2 separate regions of the Mus musculus genome follow, and region 1 is linked to region 2. A link is a loop called in an ENCODE intact Hi-C map of the cell type or tissue named here. Cell type or tissue: left cerebral cortex. All regions are shown on one strand. Each heading gives the region's core, and the rest is flanking DNA. Links, peaks and the distances in the headings are about the cores only. Region 1 holds the start of Adamts18 (a disintegrin-like and metallopeptidase (reprolysin type) with thrombospondin type 1 motif, 18). Region 2 overlaps Gm30052 (predicted gene, 30052).

Region 1 (15,865 bases), core at 5,189-13,188, 180 kb after region 2:
GGTGCCTGAATCACCTGGAGCTCAGGAGGCCATGTTTGCAGAAGGAAGCCAAGAGGAGGAAAGGATAATGGAGGAGGGTAGTGAGTGCACAGGTACATGATCTGGACGGACCCAGCTTTGCTGAATGCTAGCGTCCTAGTGGGAGAGAAGGAAAGGGGGAGGGAGGTGGAAAGAGAGAGAAAGGGGTAGAAAAGATGGGAAGAAAGGAAGAAGGGAAGGAGGGAGGAAGAGAAAGTGAGTTGGGAAAAAAGAATTGGAAATGGATGGAAAGGATACATTGAAGCCATTTCAGAAAGATGTACATTTTAATACATAAGCATCCATATACACGCATGCCTATATATGTATGTCATGTGTGCATATAGTTGTTCGTGTGTGTGTGTGTGTTGTAGTTTGAATGAGATATCCCTCATAGACTTGAGTACATGCACACTTAGTGCCCAGTCCGTGGCATTGGTTGGGTATGTTTAGGAGGTGTGGCCTTCCTGGAGGAAGCACATCATTGGAGGCAGGCTTTGAACTTTCAAAGCCTCAAGCCATGCTTTCCCAGTTCACTCTGATGTCTGCTTGCAGTTCAAGAGGCAAGCTCTTGGCTATTTTGGCTGCCACGTTGGCAGCCTGCTGCCATGATTTGTAGTCAGGGTGGGCTCTTATCTCTCAGGAAACATAAATCCAAATAAACTCTTCCTTCTATAGGTGATGTTGCTCATGGCATTTTTATTAGAGCAGTAGAAAAGTAACCAAGTACATACACACAATTAAACACACACATCAATTATACATACATATATATAATATATATACACAAACTATATATATATATATATACATATACATATACATACATATATATATATATATATATATATATATATAGAGAGAGAGAGAGAGAGAGAGAGAGAGAGAGAGAGAATGAGATCAAATGTCCTGAACACTGTAGTCCCAAGCTATACACCACTTGTTCTAATAATCACTTAATAGTAATAATATTGGTGTAAACATTCATTCACAAAGGCGCTTGCACCTGTACTATTGAAAGGAAACAGGGCAAGCAATTTGTGTTTTATACTAAGTGCCAGCCAGCATTTAAGATCTAAAGTGATAAATCTTTTCTCCCGCCCCCCCCCCCCCAAAGACTTGGAAAAGTCAATACAGAGGCTCAAGTCCTACTTCTGACTAATCTGCCAACTCTTGGTAAAACTTGGCTGTCTGTGTTTTAATAAAGCAGACAGTCTCAAAAAACAGCTGTAGTGGGTGCTGACTGGTAACTTTCAACTTCTGTTCTGAAACTGTGGTGCCACGCTAGCCCTTAAGAAAGCCTGGGATCTTAACAAATCTGATATTTAAGTTAGGGAATTTGATCCTGCAGGGGGCACCATCTTGAGCATCCCTACAGGGTCTTTCTTGCCACCAAAGATCCATGAGGCGGCTGGTGAGGTCCTATCAGCTTACAGTGGAGTACAAGCTCACAGTGAGGGAGTGATGTGCCTGGCTGTGCAGGTCGCCACGGGAAGAGCTGGATCTTCAGAGTCTGAAGACACAGATCTGAACTGTGGTCTGTGTGCTGATCCCCCCACCCCCCCCATCGGCTTCCTTCTTTTATTCTTTCTTCCTTGATACAATGTTTCCTTTCCCTGCAAGATTCCTAACTTTTACAGCAAGAGGGTTGCCAACACCAAAGCGATTCTTTTCCTGTTCTGACAGGCCTGCCTGGAAAGGCTTCAGGATTTGGGGGTGGGGTGGGGTGGGGGAAGAGTTCAATGGCCATTTCCTGCCCAGACCACCTCCTAGTTCAAAGTCAACAATCCAGCGGGAGCAGCTACTGTGTGACAAGTTCAGCACTTAGCACCGTCTTCCTCACCCTCTGCCAGCTGCCATTTCTACTGAACAGATGAAAAACCTGAGGCTCCAGGAAGCAAGCTCAGGGTGTCCAGGATGCCCCCAGCAAGGGCCCTGGAGTCAAGTATGGCCCGCAGAATTATCCAGAAGGAATGGTGCTTAATGGCTTTATTATGACAGGCAGGCAATACAGAGGGAGGCTGGGCCCTTCCGACTCTCATGGGAGACTCCTCAGGCTTATCTTAGCTACTCTAGAGTCCTACTCAACCCCCCACTGCCCCGCAAGAGCTTTGGTCTTTGGAAAAAAGAATTTTTTCTTTTAATTTGGTTTGGCCTTTTGCTCGGAGCATTGATAAAAGCAAATAATTCTATTCACAAATCATGTCTTAGGAGAACACAGAGGAGAAAAGCCAAGAAAATAAAAGGGTCTTTTTACCCTTGATGAATTGAATAATAGCCTAAGAAAAACATCTTTGATTTGGGTCAGCCTGTATTTAAGAAACATGCAAATACAACCCAGTCTAATCTGTAATTTCACATGATCCTCTCAAGTGACCATGAAGTTCCAAGTGGGTAGATGTAATTCAACAACCCCTGCTAGCCAGCAAGGCCCTGCAAAACAGCAGAAACACCGGCTAGGGGCATTTAACTTCAGCCCTTTTATGAATGGAAATCGGCTTTCTAAAGATAACTTGGCAGGCAGTGACTAGCAATAAGACAACTCGGTGACAGCTTTCGGAGTTATAAAATACTTTTGAAAAGGAGGCATCAAAGCTTTCAGCCGCTTATTCATATCCAAGCGCTTCAAAAGCTCCTTGCAGGGACCAAGGTTCTCCTGAGAATGGTCACTGTAGCAGTCCCAGGCTGCAAAGGCCACCCCTGAAGAAAAGACACATGTGACATCAGGGCAGCTGTCCATGGAGCAGACAAAGGAAAGAGAAGCCAAAGGAAGCAAGCGACAAAGTTGGATGGCGCACAGGGGATCCAGGCTGGAAGAGATCCTTGAGGCAGCCTTGGTTGTTGTAACCACTCTGCTGGAGCCTGGAATACAGTTGGGAGTGGAGACCATGAGCCAACACCAGACAGAAGATTCAGCAACAAATGGCAAAGCAGCCTTCCCTTGTGGTCAGCTAGACTCTGCAGAGATTATCAAAAGTCAGCAGACCCGTCCGTGCACTGTAGAGCTAGCTGAACAGACACACGAGGTCAGTGTGTGTGTGTGTGTGTGTGTGTGTGTGTGTGTGTGTGTTTTCACTTACTAGACATGTAAAGAACAGAGCCTAGTCTAGACTGAGTTCATTAAGCAAAAGTCTATTATCTCCAAGTAGAATAAACACATTGCCATCAGAGGTCAGGTACAAAGAAAAGGCATATTATCTTAGGCCTAGCAATTGTTCTTCTGCAATTATATTTCAGTCAGAAGTACAATTTTAAATCAGATATATTGGTCAGGCCAGTACCGATTTCATCATTTAGAGATTCAAAATGCATGTTAAGTGTGTTTAAAGATATGGAATGGCCAGGGGGCATAGCTTACTTGATAGAATTCTTAGCTCACACAAAGTCCTGGGTTCAATCCTTAGTACCACAGAAAACCAGATGTGGTGGCACACCTCCGGAGATATAGACAAGAGGACCAGAACTTCAAGGTCAGCCTCAGTTACATAGGAAGTCTGGGCACAGGCACATGGCACTCACTGGTTCTCACACAGCAGAAATGGCCTGGGATGTAGATCTTTTGATAGAGTGCCGGGCTAGCACTCACAGAGTCGAGCTTAATCGCCAACACTACATAAAACCAGACAGAAGTGAAGCTGAAGCCATCCCAGCACTCAAGAACTAGAGGCAACGTTATCAGAACTTCCAGGCCTTCCTCAGCTCCGTGAGGCATCTGCGGATAGCCTGGGTGCCTACCTTTCTTTAAGCCTAGTGACCATGAAGCTCTTGTCCCTAGAGGTGATTTTCATGCAGAACTGGACAAAAATTTCAGTACAAAATTGGGGGAAAGGCACAGTTTCCATGGCTGTCTTGTCTAGATGAAACTGCAGAGGGGGAAAAAATACCCATGACAAAACGCGTTGGAGAAAAGTCTAGATTTAAACAGAATTAGACATCTGTCAGTGATGTAGGACTCTCTGACTCACGGACATGCTGGTACACACTGCAGGGCTGAGGGGTGCTGTCTGGTACCACCTTGCCCAGCCTCTCCCTTTTCTGAAGCTATAGCTTGTGGGCTCTTTGTTCCTGAGCTCTGATGAGCCACAGCTTAGTGACGAGTTAAGATGGGAATTTCTACATCTAAGAGCCTGTTGCTGTTTCTCCTCCAGGTGTGTCTAATCCACAGTCCGGGGGCTATAGGTAGCTGAGCAGAGCTATGAACCCTAAGCTTACCTTAAAAAAAAAAAAAAAAAAAAAAAAGGTTGTTTTGTGAGTGTGTGTGAGTGTGTGTGTGTGAGTGGTGTGTGTGTGTGTGTGTGTGTGTGTGTGTGTGTGTGTGTGTGTGTGTAAAACTGGATTACATGGCAAAGCATGGGCTTTGTAGATGAATGATGTCCTGTTACAGATTCAAAACATTAGACATTAGCCTGGAGAGATGGCTTAGCAACATGCGACTGTTAAGAACTGAAATGTAAATGAAGTAAATACCTAATAAAAATTGGAAAAAAAATTGGAAAAAAAAAAAGAATACTTGCTAGTATTGTAGAAGACTTTGCTTTGGTTCCTAACACCCAAGTGATAGCTCATGACTGCCTGTGACTCCTGTTCTAAGAGATCCAACAGGCTCTACTGGCCAACTTGGACACCATACTCACACAGGTACTAACTCAATACACACAAAATAAAAATAAATCTTGTTTTTAATAAAAAGGCTAGACATGCCTAACAGGGTGTGTTAATGGCGTCAGTGTCCTCCTCGTTCACACCTTTACCGGATGTGCTCAGAAAAGTATCTGCTATGAGAGAAGCAATAATCCCCCATTGGATGAAGGAACCAAGGTGGCTTCCCCATTCATTCCCAAACAAAAGTGTTCACAGTTTACTAGTTCCCAAATACTAAAACACAGCAAAATTATTCAGAAAACATATACATGCCTGGGCCCAAATTCCAGTTTTATGGAAAGGGGTCCAAATTTTTAGCACATAAGACAAAGCTAACCAAGTGGGTCATACTCTACAGTCACTTATATATATATTTTTTTTAAGGATCCTGAAGGTGGAATGTTTTAAAACATTAAAACCTTCGAAGAAAGGCAAAGACTGACACAAAATAGAATTAAGGAACACGGGTGAGATCCCAGAGCTGGTTATAGTGTGACAGCAAAGTGAGTTCTTCCAGCAGCCTGGGCTTGCTGGTAGTCATGATCTTCCTCGGCACTGGAGAGGGCAGATAGAGGAGGCTTCATAGAGGAGAAAGGACAGATATGGCAGGCAGCAAATGACTCGCTTACTATGTAACCCCATGATTCTGTGACAAAGGCTGCAATTCCAATACACTCACCGAGTTTAAGGTCACTGGGCAAAATGGGCAGTGGTGACCCAGAACAGTCCTTTGGTATTAAAAGCCAAGAGTGGCATGCACAGTTAATGGCAGGCAAGATTCATTTGCTCCCGTTCTGGAAATGATTGCAAGTAAGGAATGACCGACCCATTGAACTCCTAAAAGTGAGTTCTGTGTCAGCTTGGGATGGTAAGTGTACATTCAAAAAAAAAAAAAAGTATTAGAAATATTTTAAACACCGGGTAATTTCGAACTGTTCAGGGAAATCCCCTGCTAGAAAACATTCCAGCTGGAGTGTGCACGCCTACCTCCCTGCCTACAAGAAAAATACGTGTATTTCACAACTATGACTTTACTGCTCTTCAGATTTTCTTCTGAGGCTTCTCTAGTAGGCTAGGTAGGAGCGGGCTGCTCTGATGGCATTTTGCCAGATCATTTAAAGGTGCCTGATTGCTTCCCTAATACCTTCTGTGACTCACAGAGAGATGGCTACCCCATCTAAAGCAATCCCGAAGGCAATGGTCTGGCCCCACTCTTAAAGAAATCCCAAGATAGAAACTTTACGTGAAGATATCTCATCTCACAGTGCCATCCGCGTCTTGTTAGTGTCTGCATTCATGGATGAAGAACAACATGTATCTTCTTTCTGGCACGTCAACATTTTGAGGAGTCACTCTGATAAGTGACACCAGTCCATTGGCTGAACTTTTGGAACATCTATAATGTTCTGAATCCATCACTGTAACTCTCAGTTAACCTTAGGGGGGTTATGAGGCTCCCTCTTGATAATATGACACTATTATCAAGGTGTTCTGCTTAGAAGCCTTGTTTCTATTGCCTGAGAAAGAAGCACACACTGCTCTTTAAGTTGCAAAGACATATTCTGTATCTTGTCTGTATATAGTAGAGATATGATTAAAGAAGGCACATGAATGTCCAATAAGCTTGGAAGTAGTACTTCACCCCCCCCCCCATTAACCATCAGGAAGATGTAGGCCACAGTGTGGTACCCAATTCACATCTGTAAAATGAGTGCTATGGAAAAGGCAGATAGCATCAAGTGTTGGTGAGAAGAGGGAGTGTCCAGAGCGCTCGCACATACTATTGGTTGAAGTGCACACTGGTGTAGCCATTTTGGACACCTGATTCACAGCATCTGCCAAAGCTTGACCTATGCCTACCCCAGGAGCACAGCGACTTGACTCTTAAGCACATACCCAGGGGCGTGAGAACACAAGAACAACAAACAATTATACAAACAAAACCATCCTGGGATCCTCATACTTAAGCAACAATTTTCAATAAGCATAAATAAACCACAAATTCCATTAGGGCAATGGTGGACAGGAAGGAAGGAACAACTGAGTGCCCTTCTTGGGGCATTAATAATGTCTGTTTAATCTAGGCTCATATATATGGGCATGGACTTTGTGAACATTAATCAAGTTATACCATTACTTTTTTTACATCTTCCTGTATGTGCATTTTAACGTTTATATGCAGATATTACCCTTCAACACAAGGTTACAAAATTAATATGGATCAGGGTTACCACTTGCTAGTGAGAGTTCCATTCTCTCTTACTTTGCTTCTTACTGGTCTGCTGTGTTTCCTAGGTGTTTTATGGAGGAATGGGAAAAGGATAGTAGCAAACTCAGGACAAATAAGTTTGGTTCTTCTCTACCTCTTAACAAATAGACTCTATGGAGGTGACCAAATTAGATCACTAGAGTCAGATGTCTGGAAATTGTAAAAATCTTAGAGGTCATCTCACACCACTCAAGAGAGCAAAGCAAGGCCCAGTGATGTCTCGATAACTAAGTACGTACACCGGCTTGTTGCAGAGAAGGGACAACCTGTGCCTTCCACAAGGCAGACCCTGGGTCAATTATTTCTGGAGAAATTTTAACCTTTTCATTCTTCTGCCTTAGATGGTAATTTGTCCTTAGTTCAAAAATGAACCTCTTCCCTAGAAAAGATAACCTGATATCTACTCTGGAATTAGCAAATCCGACTTCCTACCCCTCCCAAGGAGCAGAATTCCTGAGTGTTGAACACGGAGAGGCTACATTTTGTAAGAATGAGAAGACATAGAGACTTGGAAGCCTGGGATGAGATCTCCCCGGTTACTTCTACTTTTAGTACATTTAACACTTCTATCTATTTTGTATACCTTATGTATGTGTGTGGGTTTGAGTGTGCCACAGCATGCATGCAGAGGTCAGAGGAGCTAGCTCTTTCCTCCCACCATGTGTGTCCCAGGGGATTGAGCCTAAGTCAATGGGGCTTGAGAGCAAGCATCCTTACCTACTGAGCTAACTCATCAGCAATAGTCCTGGTTTTAGGGATGAGAAAACTAAGGCACACGCAGAACCCTACTAGCTGGTACTGGTTTGATAATGAGAATCAGGGTCTGCAACTGTTCATTGTGAGTGTTTGGAATGAGATGGTTTAAGGCTCTGTGGTGGAGGGAGTAACCCTGGAAGACTTTTGGAAATTGGAATAGGCAGAGGGTGGGAAACACAAGGAGGAAAGCCAAAACCCAGCAGAAGACTCAACACACACACACACACACACACACACACACACAACCACACACAGACACACAGACACAAACAAAGGATGAACACTAAGATATGTCCATGCATGTGCGTGTACATGTGTGTGTAAGCATGTCATAACACCCAGGGAATCTTTGAGACAGTCATCATTCAATTGAATTGAGATTAGCTGGGTATTGCTAACTCGTTTTATTTTGTCATTTAAACACGCTAAAGAATACCATGGCTGTGGTTAGGGTTTTGGCTGGATTTCAGGGCAATATGTGAGGAATAAAAAAGTTGTAACTAAAAAAAAAAAAAAAAAAAAAAAAAAAAAAACTTAACCCTTGAGAATATGGGAACCTTCATTTACACCAACCCACCCCCGAAGCCACCCCTCTCGCTTAGCCAAGCTGTATCCCATGTGTACATCCCCAGCTAATTCCCAATTGGGCTCTCTCAAATTTTCTTCCTTCCGCCCATGCCACAGCATGATCATCACGTGTCTCCAATCCCAACTCTGCTGTCAGTCTGAGACATTTCTCCATTGCAACATGAAATGAGAGCCTAGGATGTCATTTACTGCCTTGTCTACTTGATTGGATTCTGAATATCATTTACGTGGATATTCTCAGCCTGGTGTTTGACACAGAAAGACTATATGGAAAGGAAATCAGGCTCGAGTCCCAAGGGCTTTTAAACTTCTTGCCTCCAAGGGTGCCATGCTTCACCCTGCCAGTACCACACATCCTCTCCTATTTTAAGAGGATTCCTTCTGTAACTACTACACCACCAACAGAATTTCAAAACAAAAACAAAGAAAAACCCCTCCCCTTAATTCCATCATGTTGAAGGTAGGCTAACTCTGGCTGCTGAACACAATTCTAGATTAAAATGCAGTTTTCCCCTTTCAAAGCAACAGAGATGCATGTAGCCGGTTAGATTTGTAGAATGCCTGGTCTCCCAAGACGTTGCAAAGCGAATGGCATCCATCAAATTAATTTCCTTGGGGATCGTCTCAAACATGGGGAATGAAAGGGCCCAGGCCATTAAACATCAAAAGAATGTTCTAAATGCTCATTAAAGTTCTATTATATTTTCTTTGCTTTTCATTTTTCTTTCTTTTTTCTGCTCCCAGAGACCAGATTAGATTAATTCAATTAATCTAATTTATAATTATCTGTAATATTATACGTATCAGAGCTGACAGTGTGAATGTGTGGAGTTGGCTAGAGGGAGCTTAATGCGCTGGACATCTGTTCATTCAAGTTATACAAAACACGAAAGAACGAGTTCCATTAGAGCAGGGCAGACTCACCAAGCCGGCACACGTAGACACAGCCACAGAGGACGAGCTGTCATTTCTGATAAATCCCTGATACAAACACTGCGGTACCTCAGGCTCCCGAGTCTCTGAAGCACCGTCCTTTCCAAGTACTTGGACTCTAAAGTGACTGCTCAAGATCGCCGAGGGCTTAAGCTCTAAATGTAGATCCTGTCCAAATGCTGAAACTCGGTAGTGCAGGGAGTTGCTGGCACCGTGTGCCGATCGCCTTTTCCTGTGGTGCAAAATGTCGTGTGAAATATATGACCCGCCCGAGTCCACTTCTACTGGCACGACAAAGACGTAATCTGTAATGGGAAAACAAAAAATTAGCTGTCAGCACCCAGAGCCCAAGATGCCAAAAGGGCCACTTTCCAGCAGCTTGCCCCGAAGCTCACAAAAAACCTTGTTCCATGCACCTAACAGTGAAGAGAATTCAGAGAGGCTGGCTCACTGCATTCTGAGCCATCGGGCTCTGCCAGCTTATGCTATAGCTGGGATTGGGGCTCAGGGGCCCAGAACTTGCCTAGCATTAAAAAATAAATAAACCCTACAAAAACCAAAAGCTAAGTGCAACTTTGATAAATCTCAAAGATATTTGGGTGAAGGGTCAATTCTCAGTCTGAAAGGAAATACAGGGGCTCTTCATATATTAGCCATATGTAATCATATGTAACTTATTATTGTTGATAAAAAAAATCAGTATAAAGGATGGATTTGATTGATAGCCTTGTTTAGGTCCAACTTAGAAACTTTCCTGATGGAGTTTAAATTGTGAATGACTCATAAAATATGCTGTTTCTGATTATCCCCTTGGCTCATTAACAAGGGGCACCCAGCTACTCACGCCAGCATTTGGATCTCCCTTAGTGTTTCAAGAAGCCTCCACCGGGGACTCTCCTGTTTAATCCCAGGCCTAAAATACAACCTCGGCAAAAAACATGCCTCCAAACCATCAGAAGCATCCAGATAGAGGCTGATGTTTGGAACTGCTCAGACTTGTTGGAGGGGGCGTGGCAGATCAGGGACACCTGGAAAGGCATGTTTAAAAATGCCTTCCCCCTGGCTCCCCTGAACAGCACTAATTGCTGTGTGATCTGGGGGTGTGTACAGGGGCGGGGTGGGGGGGTTAGGGGAAGCTGGGCAGCGAGGAAACAATTTGCTATAGGAAAGAGCAAAGTCAGTATGCTGCTTTCTTTCACAAAACATTGGAATTGAAAAGCATCGTCCCAGAAGATGATGTGGAGCATGCCCAGTGTGAATTAAAAAAAAAAAAAAAAAAAAAAAAAAAAAAAAACTTCCACTTTCTAGGCACAGAATGGGAAACTAATTTGTAAAGTGTTTAGAAAGATTCCGAACAACTAAGAGGCATGTTTGAGTCACTTGGGTCCTTGGCTTGCAGAAGAGAAAGGGGGGGGAGGGGGATTCCCTTCCTTGAACAGTCAACAACAATGAAATAAAAACAGAAGATGCTAAGGAATCAGGGAGTCTCGGGTGTGTAGAGATCGATACACAATACACAATTCTAATTGGGCTTAATTAGTAAAGACACCCAACAGGACCATTTGTGACTTTTAAGGTGTGGCCAGCTCTTTTATGGTTCTTTCATTTTCTCCTTCTCTCCTTGAAACTAGAAACACCCTATCATTGACATATTCTTCAGAAAATAAAAGGAAAAAATGTGTTTCCCTTCTCTTTCCCTTAAAACTGAGCAGCACACATCTTAGTTCTCAAAAATTTCTGATATGTTGTTCTGCAGGTATGTAGCTTTTGATTAAAGCCGTCTTTCTTTCCTCGCTTTTTTTTTTAAAAAGGGAAAACCCATTTTCTCTATCTACCAGTCATACCTAACTACATAATAACCTTTTCCAACATATGTGCGGTTTCTACAGTGTGTGTTTCCGGTTTCTACAGTGTGTGTTTCTTACCTCCTTGTGCACGGCCATCTGAGATTGCACCTGCTCTTACTTGGAAGACCATGTAGGCGTGTTAGCCAATCATCTAGACCCCTCACCCCCTACCTACCCCAGACACCTGCTACAAGTTTGTTTCCAAGAGAGGAACATACAGGCTGTTGGTTACATTCAGTCCTGTCTTGGAGAGGGAGCACCGAGAGGTTGGGGGGTGGGGGTGGGGGAACCAATGTGCTGTGCTCTGCTAGCTACTTATGGTCCTTTCAGGGGCTGGGAAATATAGCTTAGTAAGCAGAGTTCTTGTCAGACATGCATGAGGCCCTGGGTTCAATCCTCATCACTACATAAACCAGGTGTGTTGGGCATGCAATAAGGAGGTGGACCCTAAGGCCAAGGTCATCTTTTCCAAAGCTAGATTACATGAGACTCTGCCTCCAAAAACAAAATACAGAAGTACTTTCGGGCCACGCCTGGGACAGAAGAGCTCCCCAGCCATTAGATCCTGGTGGAACAGGAAGGAAGTTTTAGAAACTATAGACTCTGGCTGGTCCAGTTCATTTCTGGGTCTCCTATTCTCCAAACATCCAATCTCTGGAAGCTTTTACACATAATTCTAGTGGCTTTCAGTCCCAGAGTCAGCCCTTGCACCAGGACAAGAGGACTCAATTCTACAAAGATGAAAAATTTAGAATCCCCAGAAAGCCATGGTGGCCTGTAAGGTCTTGCTAAAGAGCCCTGGGCAAACATCAATTGTCCTCTTGCTGCTAGTGGGAGACACTGAGAACAAGGGTTTTTCTCTCTCTATGAGTTCTGTGGAGTTAATAAATGAGAAAACCGAAGCGTGTGCTAGATCTTTGAAGCTGGAAGACAGAAAAAAAAAGGGGGGGGACTTAAAGCACCTTGCGACAGGGTGTTCCCCCAAAAGAAGACATCTTTTGGGCATCCGTGAGGCGATGTCACTGAAGAGAGAGTATTCAGTGGGAAACCAGCAGTAAGGAAAACACGGGTGGAGTGGGGGAGGGGAGACACTCACCCCTCTCAGCCTCAATCTGTGGCTTTCCCAGCGGAGGAAGGAAACGAAGGAGCCTTTTATCAATTCCCCACCCGGTGCCCACTTCCTCTCTAATTTCTTACTTAAGTTCGGATTTATTTTTCTTAACAAGCCATCTGTGAAAGAGGGAAATTATTTTCTCATCTCTGTGACTCGTAGCTTGAGGCACTGATTTTCTGATAAGCTCACAGGACCTTGCTGCGCTTCCCTCTTTCTAACCAGGGAGCCTTTTGCTCAGACAGCACACACCTGCCAGGTTAGGAGATGCTCCTTAACCTACCACATCTCACGCTAACACAAAGGGGACCAAAGTGCAAGGGGAAACCCTTGTGGGATGGTGGAGTACCCAGAGAGAGGGTAAATACGAACCATCATTTAATCCGCTGCCACCGCTGCTGCCGCTGTCACTGGCTAAGGCGACGGCCACCGAAGCACAGCAGAAGCAGCACAGCTGGAGTGCCTGCAAGAAAGAAAAGGGTGACACCGCCGCGTGAGCAGCGTCGCGGGGCGGGCGCCTCCCTCGTCCCCGCTGTGCGGCGCGCCCCTCGGTGGTGGCACCTGCCTTGGCCAGACGCCCCAGTCCCGCGGGCCCCCACGGCGGCCCGGGACCTGCGGCCCGGAGGGCGCACAAGCACAGGAGGGCGCACTCCATGGTCAGGTGCGGACGCGGTGACTGTGGCAGGCGCGCATTGTCCCCCGCGGGCAGCGGAGCCCCAGGTGTGGCGCCAGGTGCGAGTGGCCGCCGCCGCTCACATGGCAGCACGAGAGCCTGCGAGCCTCCTCCCTGCTCTAGCCTCGCGGGCCTGAGGTGCTTCGGGGTGTAGGGAGCTCTGCCAGAGCCCGGTCTGCAGCGCCTGTGGCTATGAAACTCTGTTGGTGATGCTCGCGGGTCTGGGCGCTTGTCGGTATCAGAGTGATTGTGTGCGGCTCGCACAGAGCAGCCAGCTGGCTCCCCCAGCGCGCTAGAGCCGAGCGCCCGCCTCTCCTCCGCTCCGTGATTGGCGACCGGAGGTTTCCCCGGGTTCGTCCGAGCTCCTGTGCAGTAAAGGGCGTGGGATTTCTAGGCCTGGGCTCCGAGGGAGGGAACAGAGGGGGCGGGGAGGCCGGGTGGGAGTCAAGGGGAGGGAGGGACGGACACACCGCCAGGAGAGGGAGGGCAGCTCTCAGGGTCCGCCTTGGGATCCTAGCTCAGGCGCACAGAGAGATGAGCCTGGACGCTGGAGGCGCAGGTAAGAGGCGTTACTTTCAGACGTGTCTTCTGGTGACAGGGTGAAGAAACCCAAGGCTTGCTGGAAACTTTCTGCAGCTCTCTTTCTTGTGCCACATCCTTGCCCCTGCCCTGACCAGGTGGGAACCCTGAACCTTTGATGAAAAGATGTACGACCTGAAGCTCTTGCGAACTCAAGATCTCCCTGCTGCCCAGAATCCCACCAGCAACTATCCCATCCAGAGCAGTTGAAGAATAGACAGTGGGCAGTGAATAAGTAGTCACTGTCTCCGGTGTGTGAACCCTCCCCCACACCCCTTCTCTGAGATGGTTTTTTCCATGCTTTCTTTTTAACAAGTTGAATCTTGTCCCCAGACACCCAAACCCCTTTGTATTAGTCCTAAGAAACAGCTTTGTGGTGGGCATGCGGTACCTCCTATTCTGTATGGCTAGCCATTTCCTCAATGCATTTAATTGATTCTTATGATCTCTACAGTTTGTAGTGAGGAAGAAAATATAGCCTTTCATAGGCCAGAGGAACAAGACCTTCATTGGGTAGCTGAGCCACAGTAAAACAGTAATAGAAATCTGTGATTGCAAGTATCTGTAAGGATCACAAAGGGGCTCTTAAGCCAGAAAGGTTGAAGTTGTGAGAGAGGAGGGAGGGAGGCAGGGAGAAAACTTGTCAGACATGAGACATCTCTTATAGATGCCACTGGGGAAGGGGGAAGCCCCCAAATTAGGTCTACATGAAGAGCTTGAAGTAGGAAAGGGTGTTGTTGTTGTTGTTGGTGGTGGTGGTGGTGGTGTTTGTTGTCATGGCTATGAAGGAAGTGTTAAACAGGTCAGAAACAAAACCATGTAGTGGCTAGGTGAGAAAGGTATTGGCAGGAGACAAATCTCCTGCAGGTATGGTGGATGCAGGAAAGCAATTAGATTTCAGTGAATGTGTGTTGTGTGTAGGTAGGGAATATATCAGCTCCAAAAATCAGCCAAAAGGAAGCTTGTTGATTATGTAGACAGGTCAGGGGTACCGAGGCAAGTCATGGAGGAGAAAGTTACGCTACTATTGCCAGCATTAGAGTGTGCCATGATAGATCTTACACCCAAGCGTGGTAACAGGAGACAGCCCTGCTCAGTTCCCTGAATACCAGCTAAATGAGGTCCATGCCAGTCTTAGAAGTGATTGCTCAGTATACACAGCCTTGTTCACTGATGCAACAGTGAGTGGATGCTAAACGTGGGCTGTAGAGGCAGAATGTGGCACATGTCTGCTGGAAGGGTAAGGCGTGGCTTCAAAGTGAGAAACATCTGGTTCTGTAACCACTGGGGTTTCCCAGGGCCCCTGTCCTACAAAATGTTAAACAGGAACCATCATGATAGATCTAAAGGTTATTGTAAGAACTAAGTCTATTTTTCTATGCATTTCATAAGTAGGCTTTGAAAGTACGAACGGAGGGAATTTCTTTGTATAATATGTTAAGCGAAACTTACATGTGCATCATGCCTGCAATGCTGAACCAGGATCCATTGAGTCTAGGATCCAGACATGAGCATCCGGCAGATTATGACATGGGGTGACTTAACGCCTTGGGTAGCTTCACGGAAGAACTGGATACTAAAGGAAATTAGACATCAAAGACATGCAGTAAAAATTTACCCCACCATGTGACTAACCAACAGGCTAAACAGGAAAGAAGGACTGTTGTCAAGGATGCTGCCAATCACAGCACCAAGGAAACTCAAAAGGAAACTGGAGGGGCGAAGGGTCTACCCACAATCAGCGCATAATAACTGTGTCCTTGGCTAATGTTCTTCCACAGACTAAGATGAGTTTGCAACAAGAATTATCCACATCACTCCAGGTCCCCTCAGTGACTAAGTTCAAGGGTAGAATCCAAGGAAACAGCTCTAAATTACATAGTCTATGTTAAGTGTCAGTCTAAGCACTACTACATTTGGACATGGACAACTCTTTGTGATGGGGACTCCCTGTGCATTGTAACCATCCAGTATTTAGCAGTCTCCCTCTGGCTTCACCAACTACATACCAGTACCACTCCAAATCAGCTCCTTTTCTCAGGACTGTGACAAAGTACAAAGTATCCGAGGATAAAGCAACATAAGAGAGGGAGGGTTTGTATTAGCTCATAGTTAGAAGGGATACCTTTCATGCTATCAGGAGAGATAGGCAGCTGGTTACGTTGTGTCCACAGAAAGGAAGCAATACCCATATTGAAGGCACTATCTCCTTTTTTTCAACTTGAGATTCCACCCACATGTGGCCTGATGCCAACCATATTTAGAGTGAGGTTTTCACCTCAACAGTTAGCTCAATCTTCTAGATTGCTAACGGCCACATAGACATGCCCAGAGGCTCACCTCTAGGTGATTCTAGATCCTGCCAAACTGTCCGTCAATATTAATCACCATATATACACAGTTAGGACAGACATCCAGATGTTCCCAGGGTGAAGGTGAGGAAGGTCTTG
Region 2 (15,865 bases), core at 4,219-12,218:
AAAAGGCGGGGCTTGGGTGAATTTAGGCATAGTCTTTCCAGTTGCCATTCATCCTTACAACTGTGAGCAAGTCACTTCTTTCCAGCACTCCTTGCCTCCCCTTTCTATGTGTAAAGAAACAGGAGATGCATATGAGTGCTCACCATTCTTAGGTACCCTATTTTAGGCTTGACCAAAGTTGTCTGAAGCTCAGATGACTGGGTTAACTTTGGCCTCCGTCTCCCTCCTCCTGTGATTGCGATGGGAAGCCCACGTGTTCTTCATTGCACTGATCCCAAACCCAGCATACCCACAGCTGGTGCCCATGGTAACACCTAACGATTGACACCAGCGTCATGGGAATAAACTCCCTGCTTTTCTGGTGTCGTCTTGGAATTATCCACTCCAAAGCCTCCTGGAAAAAGCAGAAGGGGTAAAGCCAGGACCACGATCCTCAAACCAGCGGAAGTCTTCACAGACCCTCTGTCTTCTGCTCTCCTGCTGCTGCTTCTGTTCTCCAACCTCCCACCCCTACTTGTTGGGACTTAGTCGACCTGACACTACAGCAAAGAAATGCCTTTAAAGACATCCCATAAACATCAGCGAACAGTTCCTCTGCCCAGAAAGGGGTGTAATTCATATCCACTCTACAAAGACCACCCAAAACCAAACAAAGAAACTGCATAGTGTTATCCATCTATAGAGAGTCTGAGCAAGATCCCAGCCATCCAAAGCATATCTGTGTTCATGGATATGTTCTGCAAACCACCAATATGCAAGTCGGGCTGCAGACATAGGTCACCAGCAGCTCCGAGAATGCCCAGAATTGCCTTTAAAAGGCCCGATTCCATCCCTTTTATGCTATCCCAGCTCTGGCTGGATTTATTTTAAAAATTTCCAGTAGATGATGTGCACGTGGCCTTGCAGAGCACTTAACCAGAAATAAGGAACAGTATTGATCAAGGTCAAGCTCCAGGAAAAGTGATAGCTCAACCCCCTGCATCAGCAGCACCTGGGGGCTGGCTAGGAAGTCAGGAAGCTGGCTCCTATCCCAGACCCACTGAGAGGTACACTCCAGGTGGACACGGTGATCGATCTGAGTTTCACAAGCCCACCGGGTGGCTCTAATGTCCACATTGGCGAACTGAATTGTGGCGGAAAAAGAGCTTCTGGCTTTTCCTGTTCATTTGTATCCTCATGGTACAGGTTTTCAAAAGACGGCTATTGGAGCTAGACATTTCTGACTCAAGCCAGGGACTCTCCTAAGAAAAGTGCAGTTCAAGAGAGTAGGCATGGTGGCACATACATGTAATGTCATCTCCTGGAAAGCTGAGGCAGGAGATTGAAAGCCTGAGTCCATGCTGAGCTATACATAGGGACAGGTTTCCTGTGAGAGGAAGAACTGGCTACTTGGCAGATGACATCTTAGGCCGAGGGCCAGTAAAGAACTGTTCGGAAACACATTCCATAAACATGTCTCAAAAACCAAAGTGAGATCCAAGAAAAATTATTTACATCTAGAATCTTCACCTCAACTGTAAACCAGAGACTGAAATAATAGTTTCAGGAGAGGTATGTGAAATGTCAGTTTCCTTTGCCTCTATTAAAAAGTATTATTTAATGAGCACTGTGTATATAATATACAGTATCTGTAATATAGATTCCATAACCTCCCATTCCCTTCTGCCCCCTAAAAATTTTTTAATGATTGCTGTTACATGTATACACACATTCATGTGTATCTTTGTGTTTATGTATGTATGCATGTACGATGCTGAACATACTCAGTCCATTTAGCATTGCTCATCTGTATTGGACATCATATGTGGAAACTCATCCCTGCCTGGAGGAAACTATCTCTTTCTCTCTGACGTGGTTGACCACCTATGACTCTTCATCTAAGTGTGTGACCATGTGGAATGTCGCCCCCCCCCCCCAATGCACATTGGTATGTCAGCTGGTGTTGTCAGTGTGCAGGTCTCGTTTATGCAAGCACATTGTGAAGGTTTTGCTCATGCATTTTGATCAAAATGCAGAGACTAGAGAACTGTGGGGGTCCCCAAACCCAACTGATACATCTGCAATGCAGACTTTCTCCCCAAAAAGGAATTAAAAAGTACTTTGGTGTGAGTCATGGGCATATCTGTGTCTCAACCTAATCCCAGTTATAAACGTATGCATCTGTCAAATGGGACTCTTTTTCTAAATAAGGTGCTCACTGTGCATCCCTAGTGGGCCTAGAACTTGCTGTGTAGAGCATTCTGGCCTCAAGATCCAGTGGCGTCTGCATGATGGGTGCTGGGATTAAAGGATTAGCTGTTTCACCACACCCCAGCAATATAATTTCTGTGTGCGTAACTTAGATCAGTGTGGGACAAATGTCATGATGCTCTGTGTGGGCCAGATGATACCTAAATCATCTAGGTAGGTTGTTATTCTCCTTTCAAAATGTTAAGAAATAAATCTGCATTTTTGGGCTAAGATGCCTGAAACACAACTTTAAGTTTTGAATATCCCCCTTTATATAAAGCTTTAAGGAAGCAGTTAATTTTTTTAGAATGTAATTTATTTGATTTATTTTCCTTCTATTTATTTTTTGTGCTCTACCTCCAAAGATGATTCACTTTAGGTAGCCATATTTGGCAATAGCATTCTTTTTAATGAATTGTTTTAAAAATGAGTTTCTTGAAAGTAATAATCTAGAATAAAATGAGGGGGGTTAACAAGGACTGATGTGGACGTCAGTATTTCCTGTACTTACGAAGGCTGAATAGAAGCCATAGCCTTAGGTTGTCAAGAGTCATTCAGAAATGAGGATGAGTCTGTGGGAACTGTGAACACAGGTCAGAACTGATCCTATCGTGGGATAAACGTGAATAACTCACACAAGTCTTAAAGACTCACCGTGTGTGATGAAAACATGGGCATTTCTGTGAAGGAGATATAGTGCTTAAATGACATCAAACATTCATTTATTTGTGTATGTGTGTGTTCCTCTATGTGCGTATATGTAGACAGGTGCATGACCCGGGGAAGTCAGAGGTCAGAGGTTGACCTCGATGCTGTTTCTCAGCATGTTGGTCTTTGAAGCTCTTCCTGGGACCTGAGGCTCACCCATTAGGCTAAGCTAGCTGACCAGCAAGCACCAGGGATCCTCTTGCCTTTGCCTTCCTAGAATTAAAATCACCAGCGTATACCATCCTACCTAGCTTTTTATAGGAGTAGTAAACTTGGGTCTTCATGCTTGTATATCAAGACCTCTCCTGCCCGATCCATCTCCCCAGCTTCCCTTTATAACCATATTTAACCATCTGTGTATATACTGTATTTTGGTTTGAGAATGTATGGCCCCCATAGATTCATGTGTTTGAATGCTTGGCTGATAGGGAGTTGCACTATTAGGAGGTATGGCCTTGTTGAAGGAGGTGTGGCCTTGGATGTCAAGTTGGGGGTGGGGATTGAGGTTTCCTGTGTTCAAGCTATGGCCAGTGTGGCACACAGTCTCCCTCTGCCTGTGGATTAAGATGTAGCGCTCTCAGCTCCTCTAGCACCATGCCTGCCTGTATGCCACCATGTTTTCCCCCAATGACAATAATGAACTGAATCTCTGACCTGTAAACCATTCCCAGTTAGATGTTTTTCTTTATAAGAGTTGCTGTGGTCATGGTGTCTCTTCACAGCAATAAAATCCTAACTAAGACACACTGATAGAATTCTAATATTCGGGATGAAGACACTGTATACTGCTGGTTTATCTCTGCTTGAGCATTTCATAGGATACAGATAGACTCACTCTGAGTTGACTATTCACAAAATGGGCTTCTTTTTCCCATGAGGAAATGGAGGAAATGGAGGTCTGAGAAGGCTAGATACTTCCAGAAGTTCCACAGCTACAATGTCATGAGAGTCTCAATCTATTGATCTTCTCCATTGTTGTGGATTCTTCTGAACCCTGTTTCCATATCTTCATGTGTCATGAACTCAGCAGAAGCCACCAGAGTGCATTCCATCCAGGCGTGCATGCTTTGTATGGCTTCTAGTTGAAGTCACCAGCAGCTAGCCTGGGAGAGTCCATTGCTAATCCAAGTGCCCTCCAACACTCAACAGAAACTGTGTGCTGAGGCACCCACACATTCCTTCCACAATCCCAGCAGGTAGTGGACACTGCACTATGCCATCCCATCCCACTTTTGAAATGCAGTATTATATTGAGCTGGTTTAAAATCCTTTGCTTTTCCTTGGGCAGCTCGCACCCACTGCTGTCTTGGCACCCACTGCTGTCTTGACAGTATAAAGGAAACCTTGAGGTGGGACATAGACCCCATGTCCTTGGCTGAGTTTGGAGAAATCGCATCTTCAAAACGGCCTAGGAGCTTGGGTTGGCTGCTGCCTTCATTGAAGCCTTCCCCCAAGTTCTGCCTTCTTCCTTTTCAGAGGAATTGACCCCAAGATCTTTATGATGGCCAATCTCTACTGGGAGCTTGAGGACAGATTCTAAAGTTGTCATGGAAACAAGCCCCTTAGCAGATCTGTGGAGGATTATCTAAGTGTTTGTGAGTTCCCTGATGGTATACATAGACTGCAGCTGTGTACCGGTGTGAAGGGGTAGTAGGCTGTTCTGGGCATGCTCTGTTTTCTTATATTCTTATACGAAGCACCTAACTGGGGGAGGAGGGATCCAGCTTTTTATGTTCATCTCGATGCCTTCTGTCACAGTACCAACAACCACTCGGTCCCCATTTTTCTTTTTTATAACCGAGAAAACTGAATTCCGGAGAGATTTTTATCTTTTATCTAACACCAGTAACAGAATGGAGAAAGCCAGCGGGATCCACCTGGGTCTAAAAGCTATGCATCCTGTACCATCCCATGGGAGTAGAGGATGATCTTTAACTGATTTCAATTGTTTATAAACCTCTAGGCTTTGGATGATTGCTTTGGATCAGAGCAAAATTGGGAAACAGTTATGAGAATGGGCTAGAGCTAGCCACGCTGTGAAACTAGCCAGGAGATGGAGCATGGCTGGCAGGGTTTAGCAAACTCTACAGCATCCATTTCAACTTCCAAGATGGGTCGGTGGCTTTGTGACATGAATGACTTTTAAGACACCAAAGGCTCTCTTCCAGAAGGTCCCACAAATGACTGTCTTTCCATTGGCCTTCCTGCTTGGCTGGTGTAGAGCTGCATTTGAGTGGATTTCTGGAAGCTTGGCCTTTCAAGAGGCCACAAGGTTCTCCTGTCTGTCTTTCTGTCCCAGTTCTCTTGCTTCACGTCGAAAAGGCAGGAATTTACATTTTAATTAAAGTTCCCATTTTACTTAATCACATGACCACCCCCTCCTGCCTGCTGAGTTGGCCTCTCACGCCCACCTTCTGGTCATCTTCCTCTGACTGCCACCATCTTCCCTGACTGTCCTTGCCACGTGTCTGGCTTCTCCAAGCATCTAAGTTCTCACTCTGACTCTAGTCCCATCAAATGTCCATTCATCATCCACAATGTGGTCAGAAATAATTAACTGATACCACTTCATTACACTGACGATTTCCTACGGACCACAAGGTTAAGCCCCAAGTCCTTGTTCCAGGCAACCAGGCCTTCCCACCAGTCTTGTGCAAGCATGCCTTTGTAGTGCTGCCTGTCACCTCCCCCTCGCCACCCCCACTTCTCCCTGCTCACCTGGATCCCAGCCGCCCACCTCCAAATCTCCCAAGGTAAAACGGGTTTTTATTTGTGCTTACTTTGGATAAGGTACTCTGGACATCTTACAATTTATTATTTGTTTGTTTTATTTGAGACAAGGTCTTTCTATATAGCCCTGCCATTTCCCCTTGGGATATCCAGACATCATTGAGCACTGGGCTGGACTGGAAGGAGGGAAACTTAGCTGGGTGGGTGGGTGGATGGGTGGGTGAGTTAGGCAGGATCTTGCCTGGCATGAGTGCGGGGCAGGAGAGAGTTTTTAGGGAGTGGGTAGGGGTTTTGGGGGTGAGTGTACATTGCTGGTGTCAAGATCCTGGGAATGCTTCCTTTGCATGAAGAGGAATTCCAGGAGCTTTCGGGCCATGTCCTTATAGGGAGAGAGGAAGTCTAACCTGTAATCTGCACACCCGGCTACATGACTGCCTCAGGGGTGGCAGAGTTGGCAGCCATAAGGCTATGGTGTACCAGGACACGCAGGCCCGGAGCAGGGTAGAAGCAGTCCTAGTCCTGCTGGTCTCAGGATGAGACTTTTGGCCTTTGGATGACTTTACATATCCCCAGCTAGCCTGGCATGTGTTATTTAGTGCAAGCTGGCCTTGAATTTATAGTAATCCCCCTATTTCAGCCTCTTGAAGTGCTAAGGTATTAGGTGTACCCCTTAATACCTGGCCTCTTACGATTTTTTTAAATCAACACATAAAACTTATACAAATGATGGCATGGCATGGCATGGCACGTGGTGTTTGGATACCTGTATACGCTCTTATGATGTTTAAATTTTGACAAGTGTATCTATCTGTGTCCCCAGTCAGTTCTTCACAGAGAGAAAAAAAAAAAAATCCAAACCCTTTCAGTTTAGCAAACGGCCCTACCAGATTGGCCTGTGGTCATGCCTGTGGAGCAATCTTATGATTAATGACTGCTATGGGAGAGTCCAGTTCACTGTGGGCAGTGCCACACCTGGGCAGGTGGCCTTGAGATGTATAAGAAGCCAAACTAAGCAAGCTCTAAAAAGCAAGCCAGTAAGCAGCGTTCCCCCACAGTTTCTGCATCAGCTTCCCGCCCCCCAGTTCTAGCCTTGAGTTCTTGCCATGATTTCTCTCAGGAACAGAGTTATGGCCTGGGTATTGTAAGACAAAGTAAACTCCCTCCTCCACAAGTTGCTTTTGGTCATGGTGGTTTATCCTGCCAATAGAAATGCTAACTACCGTTATATACTCTAGCATGCATGTCCAATTGCTTTTGCTTTCTCCATTTAAAAATTTTAATTAAAGTATAATTATATTATTTCCTCTCTCTTCTTCTCCCTCATTCCCTGCCATATTTGTCTCCTCTACTTCCTCCCAAATCATGGCCTCTTTTTCAACTGCTGTTACATACATGTGAATATATATATGTGTGTGTGTGTATGTGTGTGTATATGTGTGTGTGTGTATATACACACATATATATGCGTGTGTATATATGTGTATATATATATATATATATATATATATATATATATATATATTTGCTCTAATGTGTAGTAGATAACATGTAAGAAAATAGTTTTTGGTTAAAATTCCCTCTTATCCTTTCTACAGTGACAACATCATTCATAACACTGAGCCTTCATAACTTCCTATATGCCTCAGAAAGGTGTTTCAAAGAACTATGAACAGAAAAGTTACCCGGTATACAGGTGGCAATGTTCTTTGACTTTTCCTGGGGGCACATAGACAAACATCTCCTCATTCGGGATAGAACGATGTCAGTAGACGAGACTACACCCAAGCCCACTGGAGTAAAGTAGTGCATTTACTAGGTTCACTTAGCAAGCAGGGGGCGGGGGGGGCCTTAAGGCAGCTGCATCATTGAAAAGCCTGCCCTAGCATGGGTGAAAGATGCTCCCCAGAGCTGTACAGCTTTAAGACAGCTCTCAAGTGGAGTCTCCTCTCCCCTGCAGTTGTTACTGCTGCTATAACCATGAGAAGGACTTGTGACTGGTTTTCTGAGGAAAGAGCTGCTCCCTTGCTGGAAGGAAACTCTGTGGCCATTAGAAGCTCACCTTCCAGACTGGTTTGGAGATATGGGTCACATAGACCCATCCCTGGAGGTTTCCAGTCTGCAACATCAAACACCCTGGATGTTCCTAAGGGTAACTGTACCCAGCAGATGGCAGCTTCTGTCCAGAGATGCACCAACTCCCTCTAAATAACACAGGATGGCACGCACTATGCTGAGAGAACAGCAGAGGGCACCAAGACTCCACTGTTGGGTGTAGAAGAGCTGTTTTAGCAGGTCTTGTGTTATCCTTGTGTTTGTGGCTTTCAACAGCAGAGTTACTATTCCACATGTGCGTGCTAAAAGTTGCCAAGGGGTGGGGGTTGGGGGTGGGGCAGCAGAGAGACAGACACAGAGACAGGGAGAGAGACAGAGACACCATACATCGAAAGCTTTTGCATTAAATACTTGTTTCTATCTAAAATTCGTTTCATTTTTAATTGTGTGCCTAGGTCTACGCTTGGGTACGTGCACATAAGTACAGGTGTTTGTGGAGGACAGAAGAGAACATTAGACACCTAGAAGTGGAGGTATAGACATTTACAAACTTCCTGCTATGGCTGCTGGGAACCAAACTTGGGCCTTCTGCAGGAACAGTACACACCCTTAGTGAGCAACTCAGCTCCCCAAGCTGTGAGCACTGAGGGTAAAAGTTGAGCCAGCGTTGTCTCCATAGGAACCAAGAAACAATGAACTAGGACCAATCCCATGCGGCCTTCCTCTGTTCCTGCTACCATGGCTACTGATATTGCATCAAATGAGCTTGCATTGATCCAAGTTGATGTAGGTATATCAATTGAGACCATCAGGAATATATCTTCAGCTCCTCACACTTTGATAAGTTGAGTTTTGATGTTATCTCTTAGGCACGTTTGTTTGTTGTTTGGTTGGTTGGTTTGTTTTAAATAAAACTATACACAGAACAGAACAGAAGATTCAGTCTTCGAGCTGAGCTGGGGGCTTGGTGTGTTTGCATAGCAGGTGTGAGTCCCTGGGTTGGATCCCCAGCATCATAAAACATCAAAAAAAAATCTAATCTCCCATTTGCCTGGTACCCAAGCCCATATTTGTTCTATAACTCTAGCTTCCCTTACAACATGAGAGAATGTTCAGTTATCTGAAAGGAATTTAGTGTCGCTTGTAATGTGTTTTTCTTTTCTAAAAACCTTTCCCAAGTGCTGAACAAAAATTTTTATACTAAAGGCAAGTTCTAGTAAAGTCGAATGAAATGTGGAATTCCGGCTAGATGAAATTCTCAGGAGCCTTGCATAGCACAGTTTAAAAAGAAAACAATGTATAAAAGGCTCAGTTATTTACATTTTAAAGCACAGAGAAATAAATTGGCTGTGGTTGTTGCTTACAGTGTTAACACATCCTCAGGTTGAGGTGAGATGGCAGTGGATGTAAGTCTCTTCTTCATGCAGGCTGTTGCTGGCGACAAGGCCCGTGTAAATTGGCAAAATGAAGCTACTTAGTAAGTCAGTGTGAGTTCCACATGGCCTTAATCAAGGCGTCGGGTTCTAAGCTGCCGATGCGATCTGCTCCGCAGTGGTCAGACCACTGTTAGTGCTAAGCTTCAGTTGCAGTCTTTTGGAAATTTGTTTTGGCAATGGGAAATGTGTCAGAAGAGCAGCAGGCTGAGGCTCTGGGGCCTCCTGAGCTGGTGGAACATAAGACTGCAGCTGTTCTCAACACTGTAGGCAGCGGAGGGGTGATTGCTGGGGGGGGGGGGGGATGGCACCTTGCACCCCCTACTCCAATACGCAGGGGAAGGTTTGATCCGATACAGACCTATGTACACAGAGGCAGAGCAGATCCAATATGTCAACGGTTCTCAACGTGGTAGATCATGACCCCCAAGGTGTGTGTGTGGGGGTCACACATCAGATACCCTGCATATCAGATATCATCATTACGATTTGTAACAGTAGCAAGATTACAGTTATAAATTAGCAATGGGATCGTTTTAGAGTTGTGTGGGGGGGAGTCATCACAGCGTGGGGATGCAGCGTTAGGGAGATTGAGGACCACTCACTGCCTTACATCCATAGTAGGAGCCCATCATCAAACTGGTGTCCTGACAAGAGGATTGGGGGAGCCTTGGCGGGCTGATAGCCAGCACAGCTAACAGGGAATCTTTCACCATTGGCCTGCGCTGAGCTGCATTCTGGGAACACAGTAATGGTCATGATGGACACCGGCCCCCGCTTTACCACACATTTGGTCTGGTGAGGAGAGCTGACAGTATGGCCTCCGGGTGGGAGACACATGGCATGTTACAGAGGAATGGGAACAAAACAGGGAGGGGGGCCGTGAGAAAGCGCTTTCACAGGGATGAGGGGTGGGGGTGAGGAGTGTGTGTGTGGGGAGCTGAGAATGGTGGAGGAGGGGGCAAGGGGTTGGGAGGGGGAGGGAGCCAGAGACGATTCCCAGAGGAACGGTGTCCAATTTGAGGCCTGAATGGTGTTAAGAAGGGAAAATTCCTCAGACCAATTAAATTTAGTGGAGTTTATTTGAACAAAACAAAACAAGAGTAATGGACGAACTATGCGGCTCCTGGAACTAAAAGACAGCATTGCAAATTCCCACCAAAGCACGGCCTGAGCCCCGAACTGGGAACAGCTTAATTAAGTAAGTGGTTTCAGAGCAGCCTGCAATTAACCAAAGCTCAGCTACTGTCATTAAAGTGTGCATTGCTTTGGTCTGGTGAAGACGGCAGAGGAGCCTTGTCCACTCCAATGGCTGCCTGCAAACTCTAACAGTCGTCAGTGGGAATTAGTAGGACGAGGAGCACAGGGGTGAAAGGATTTTCTCATGGGAACCGTTTGCCATCTCAAGCACAAAAGTACCCGAGAATGGCCATATATCTGTAAACTTTACCGCACGCCCAGGAAATCTGTGGCTTACCTAACAAGAGGTCAGAGTTGCTGTGGGGAGCCATGATGGTATTAGCTCAAGATTCCCAGCCTGGAATGGGCTCAGCCAGGTGTCTCTCCTCTTGAGCTGTCTACTGTCACCTATAAAGTGGTTCTTCTGTGTGTGGGTGGTCCAGGTGGCCTCTGGTTTCTGGTAGCTAGGGCAGGAATCCTTTGGTACTTCAGCCTTAAAATGGGGTAGACAGAACTTCTTTATACTGCGGTCACACTCCAGCAGTTCAAGAGGCCAAAGGAGGCGGGGAGGGGTGCTTGAAGACTTTTGGGGAACCTGGTTGTAGAAACAGTTTCCAGGGTTCAAGGCAGGTCTGAACAATGATGAAATCAACTCCATCTTCCAATGATAGGTGCTGTAACATCTTGTGGCCATCTCATTTAAATTGCTACTTTTTTTTTTTCTTAAACAAGCTCTCCCCTCCCCCATTATAGTCAACTCAAAGTGACTTCAAGAAGCGAGGTTTTGAGGGATAAAGGGTTGAGAGGGTTGAAGGAGAGGAAGTGGGAGAACATAGCTGTCTACTCAGAGACGTACTCAAAATGTGGTACCAGAGAATCAGGGAAGGAATCACAGGAGAAGGCATGTCAGGGAAGAACTCTCTTAAAGCTAGACCACTCTGTGCCCGCCGGCATACTTGGCTGACTCAGAGGTCTGCATTATGCTTATACGTGGATCATGAAGGGCTTTGGATGGCGGATGCGAGTCCAGTATGACAATATTTACAGTACAATTTAGACGGTGGGGTTTGTCTTTGCACATCTGAAGCATCCTTACTTGGATCCTCCAGGGAGTAAATCCAGACTTTCTTCATTCCCGGGAATTTGGTCACCAGCATGACTATGGTACTTACTGGGTCCTGGGTCCTATCATCTCTGAATCTCTGAATGGGAGTAAAGGGAAGATTCTGCTTGCAAAACTGACCATCTGCAAAGATTGAATTTGGTTCCCTTCGTGAGCACTGAGATGAGCGACCGCAAGAATCATTATGACGGATCTCAGTACTTGACTCATTGCGTGGACTTGAACCCGAGAAGGCAGAACCTTTCAAAGCCCTCTCTGGCTGTCCCTGCCAGCTCGGTTGCCATGGAAGTTTTTCCCTCCTCTTAATCGCCAACAATTAGGCAAAGGATGTTTTACTTCTGAAGAGATGAGAAGGGGAAAAAAAAAAAATCAATGTTTTGGCAAAGTCAAGGATGGAGGTCGTTCGGCTGGCCCAAGGTCATTTGATAGCCAGATGATCTAAGCAGTTGGGATGGGACAGCAAGTGCTCCTTACAGTTTTAGTTGCTCAGTGGTTAGGGATGAAACAGGGTTTGAAAAGGAAGGTACAGACTCCCTCAAGCAAGCCCTTCTGTTTTCTTTCTTTCTTTTTTCCTCCCTTTCTTTCTTTCCTTCCTTCCTTCCTTCCTTCCTTCCTTCCTTCTTACTTTTTTTCTTTTTTTTCTCTTTGGTTTTTCAAGACAGGGTTTCTCTATATAGTCCTGACTATCCTGGAACTCACTTTGTAGACCAGGCTGGCCTCGAACTCAGAAATTCGCCTGCCTCTGCCTCCCAAGTACTGGGATTAAAGGCATGTGTCACTACTGCCTGGCTTCTCTCTTTCTCTCTCTTTCTCTCTCTCTCTCTTCCCTCCTTCCTTCCTTCCTTTTTCTTCCCCCTTTCTTTCTTCCTTTCTTCTTCCTTCCTTCCTTCCTTCCTTCCTTCCTTCCTTCCTTCCTTCCTTCCTTTCTCTCTCTCTTCCCTCCTTCCTTCCTTCCTTTTTCTTCCCCCTTCCTTCCTTCCTTCCTTCCTTCCTTCCTTCCTTCCTTCTTCTCTCTCTTTCTCTCTCTCTCTCTCTCTCTCCCTCTCTCTCTCTCTCTCTCTCTCTCTGAAGCTGGCAAGCCCCTAGCCTTACGCTCAGTCTCTTTAGAAAATCAAGTAAAGGCATATCCCCTGGGCAAGGATGGGTACAAGTGCCTCCTGCTTCCTAAGTGCACCCCTTTGTTTTATGCTTTCCTCCCCCACACCACCCCGAAACTGAGGAAGCAACAGCAGAACACAGATCAAGAATTTAAGCAGTTCTTAAAAGTTCTTAAGACAAGACAGGGAGTTTATGTCATTCGCTCAGCCTTAATGTTGGCAGGAGGTACTCTTTTGTTTAGCTTTGAGGAAAAGCGCAGGCTCTCAGAGGTGGGTAGGAGTAAGGACTTGTTGACTCAAAGCATTTCTGCTAGATTAGCCTGGACTCTGCAGAATGACATAGCCCTCAGATCCAGGTTGCCTGTGTTTTGGTAAGATAGGAAGGGGGCGGGGGTGGGGTGGGGGAATCCCCTTTGGGACAGACAGGCCTGGGGCTAATTATACCACAGGGTGAATTCATCACTAAATCTTTCACTAACAAAGACAAATTACCTCATACCTTTTACAAGACCCTAAAAAATTAGGTGAGTGAATCTGCTGTCCAGCCAGCGCATGAACCCAGACAGCAGATGGCACCCCTCCAAGACAAGACTCCTTCCTCGAAGCAGGTTTGCATAGACCAAGATGAAACAGGCAACCAGTATCATCACCTGGCTTATGAGATCTTTCACAGACCACAGTCTTCTTTGATCTCCACTGTAGTCAGTTTTGAGAGCGGTGTTGTTATTACCTGCATTCGTGAACGAGGAGACTGTGGCCCGGACAGAGAGAGCCCCATACTAGAGCCAAACTAGTTTGGGTTTAGAGGACAAACGGGCCTTCGTTCTAGATTCACGCCTGCCGCTCTGCAGTATAAGATCTCTTGGGTTTTGAATATGAGATTCTGTCCCTTCATCTTCCAGGGATGGTAATCCTCAACTCAGCGGCTCCTGACAGCAGAGGAGAACTCTCTCACACTTAAGTGCATTGATGTATCATGCTGCCTCCAACGTGCTATTTTATCCATTGGGATTACTCGTGATCAAACTCCTATCTGCTTAAGTTAATAGATGAAAGATCTAGGTTAGTCTTTCTGGGCCATGTTTTCTTATCGATAAAATATCACCAATCAGAACAGCCGCCCCAAGTAGTAATAGGTCACTGACATAGCTGATATTGATTAAAGCCAGCAATTAGCACAGAAATGGTGATGGTGATGCTCACGATGATGATGTTGGTGATGCTAACACCTTGACTCTTGTAACAGGTGCAGCTGAAGTCCAGTACCGTGGACCCATACTTGCAAGGGTTTTTCTATTGCGAGACAGGAAAGCGAATTAAGGCCAAGGCTGGTAAGCAATTTGAAATCCCAGGAGATGGGGTTCCTGTGATGTCAAGACAGACATTTTTAAAGACAATGGAAGTGTGGGAGGGCTGAGCTAATGCCTTCCAAATGACTGGGATGGGCTCTCTCTCAGGCTTTGAAGGGAAGTCTCTAGGAGAGGTTGGCTTGACTAATGCATGTCCAGTGTGGCTGTGGGATTGTGGGATCCACAGAGCTGCTTGATCAGAGGTGTGAAGATAGTCTGACCTTTGGCTCCAGTTGGACAGTTTCGACAAGGAAAGCACCAAGCTCAGTTATTGATTTTTTTTTTTGTCATAGTAGCTTTTTTTTTTTTTGGAAGAGTAGGCACTAGTTAGCTCCACAGTAGAAAAATAGAACTCCCATGTGGTTTCACGACTTCATTTGCCCCTTTTGTTCTGGCTTCTAAGGTTTGTTTGTTTTATGCTTGTGGCTGAAGTTTTGATTTTGAGACAGGGTCTTGTTGTGTAGTCCTCAGTGGATTGACACTTTTTTATAACTCAGGCTAGCTATAGAAAATGACAATCCTTTGGCCTTAATTTTTTTTCTTCAAAGTTTTTTTTTTCTTGTGAGTGTATGTGTGTGTGTGTGTGTGTGTGTGTGAGTGTGTGTGTGTGTGTGAGTGTGTGTGTGTGAGTGTGTGTGTGTGAGTGTGTGTGTGTGTGTGTGTGTGTAAGGGTAGATATGTAGATATGTATGTAGGTGTCCAGAGAAGCCAGGAGGAGGCATCGGATACCATGGGAGAAGTAGTTACATACATGTGTGAGCCTTCAGATGTGAGTTTTGACATCTGAACTTTGACATCTGAACTTTGACCTCTGAACTTTGACATCTGAACTTTGGTCCTCTGACAGACCGGTGAGGCAGCTCTGAAGCTCTCATTTGTTTTTTAATTTTTGTTCTTTATCCACCTCTAGACCAAGGAAGTCCTCCATTAAGACCTCATTTTTTTTTTTTTTAAATCTGTAGACATGTAGAAGAGTGTCACCTTGGGTGTCCCACTAGACAATACGCTGCCTTTAGTACCAGCCTGACTGCTTTTTGGCAAGTCGAGGAGAGACACAGCTTTGGGAAGTCTGACAACAAGAGAGAGGAAGGGATCTGGTTTTATGGTTACCATCTGAAGAGTTGAGTCCCGCTTCCACCACCGATGAGTTCTATGAGAAAGGACCAGTCTGGAAAGATCTGAATCTTTTCTTTTCTCCTGGAAACGCTAATGTATATTACAATTATGGCAGTCAAGCCTCTGCTATGTCTTGCCTCAGGGTCCTTTTATATTTGGGTAACACCAGCCTTTTCCATTTCACCATCGGCTCTCTTTCCTTCTGTATCAGGAACCCTCCTTCCCATGAATCATTCCTCGGAACAAGCTGATCTCCTGAGGGTCTTTTCTTTTTTTTCTTTTTTCTTTTTTTTTGCGGGGGGGGGGCGGTTTCGAGACAGGGTTTCTCTGTGTAGCCCTGGCTGTCCTGGAACTCACTCTGTAGACCAGGCTGGCCGCGAACTCAGAAATCCGCCTGCCTCTGCCTCCCGAGTGCTGGGATTAAAGGCGTGCGCCACCACGCCCCCGGCTTACTGAGGGTCTTTTCAACTGCGATGTCGTTCTTTCTACTCCATCTAGTGTTTCCTTAGTTAACTCTAGCATCGGGTTCGAGAAAAAGATGTGGTTGCTGACAGTGGCTGCCTCATTAGTACGAACAAGACCAACCAGCCGATGGAGGGTTACCCAGAGCCCTGTGGGGAAGACACACACGATTCGGTGTGTGTGCTATGATGACCTTAGCATGAAATCTAAAGCTGTGCTTTCTCGATTCATTCCTGATCCCAGTGCTGTTCCCACCCCCGATCCCCTGGGCAGCCTGTTCGTTAGAATCCTATCCTATTTTTCTCACCCAAATAGAAATAAAAACTTGGAACCAGAAGCTTTTCATTGCCTCTGAGTAGCTGAGCCAAGCGAGAGCAGTGGCCTGGA

Evidence for each region. A loop is a pair of places that touch in the nucleus more often than their neighbours do. Peaks named below come from ENCODE experiments on the same cell type or tissue, not always from the same donor. Only the 100,000 strongest peaks of a DNase experiment are listed, where the experiment ranks them.
Region 1: it touches region 2 in a loop (2.8-fold over the local background); 15 of 42 quality-filtered maps call a loop at or near these places.

The regions. Positions count from the first base shown.
Region 1 is chr8:113,835,659-113,851,523 of GRCm38, forward strand. Adamts18 (a disintegrin-like and metallopeptidase (reprolysin type) with thrombospondin type 1 motif, 18) reads right to left here and starts at 13,181. Exons shown (of 23, transcript NM_172466.3): 1 at 12,729-13,181; 2 at 12,536-12,626; 3 at 9,197-9,510. The coding sequence starts at 12,818. In left cerebral cortex, for the core only: no CTCF peak of the experiment used is centred there; DNase peaks (open chromatin) are centred at 9,364, 12,579 and 13,096; H3K4me3 peaks cover 1,328 bases; H3K27ac peaks cover 229 bases.
Region 2 is chr8:113,656,867-113,672,731 of GRCm38, forward strand. Gm30052 (predicted gene, 30052) reads right to left here. Exons shown (of 3, transcript NR_136914.1): 3 at 11,060-11,792. Among named protein-coding and RNA genes, the nearest start is that of Gm30052, 12 kb to the right of the region's middle. In left cerebral cortex, for the core only: a CTCF peak has its summit at 7,868 (motif pointing right); a DNase peak (open chromatin) is centred at 7,895.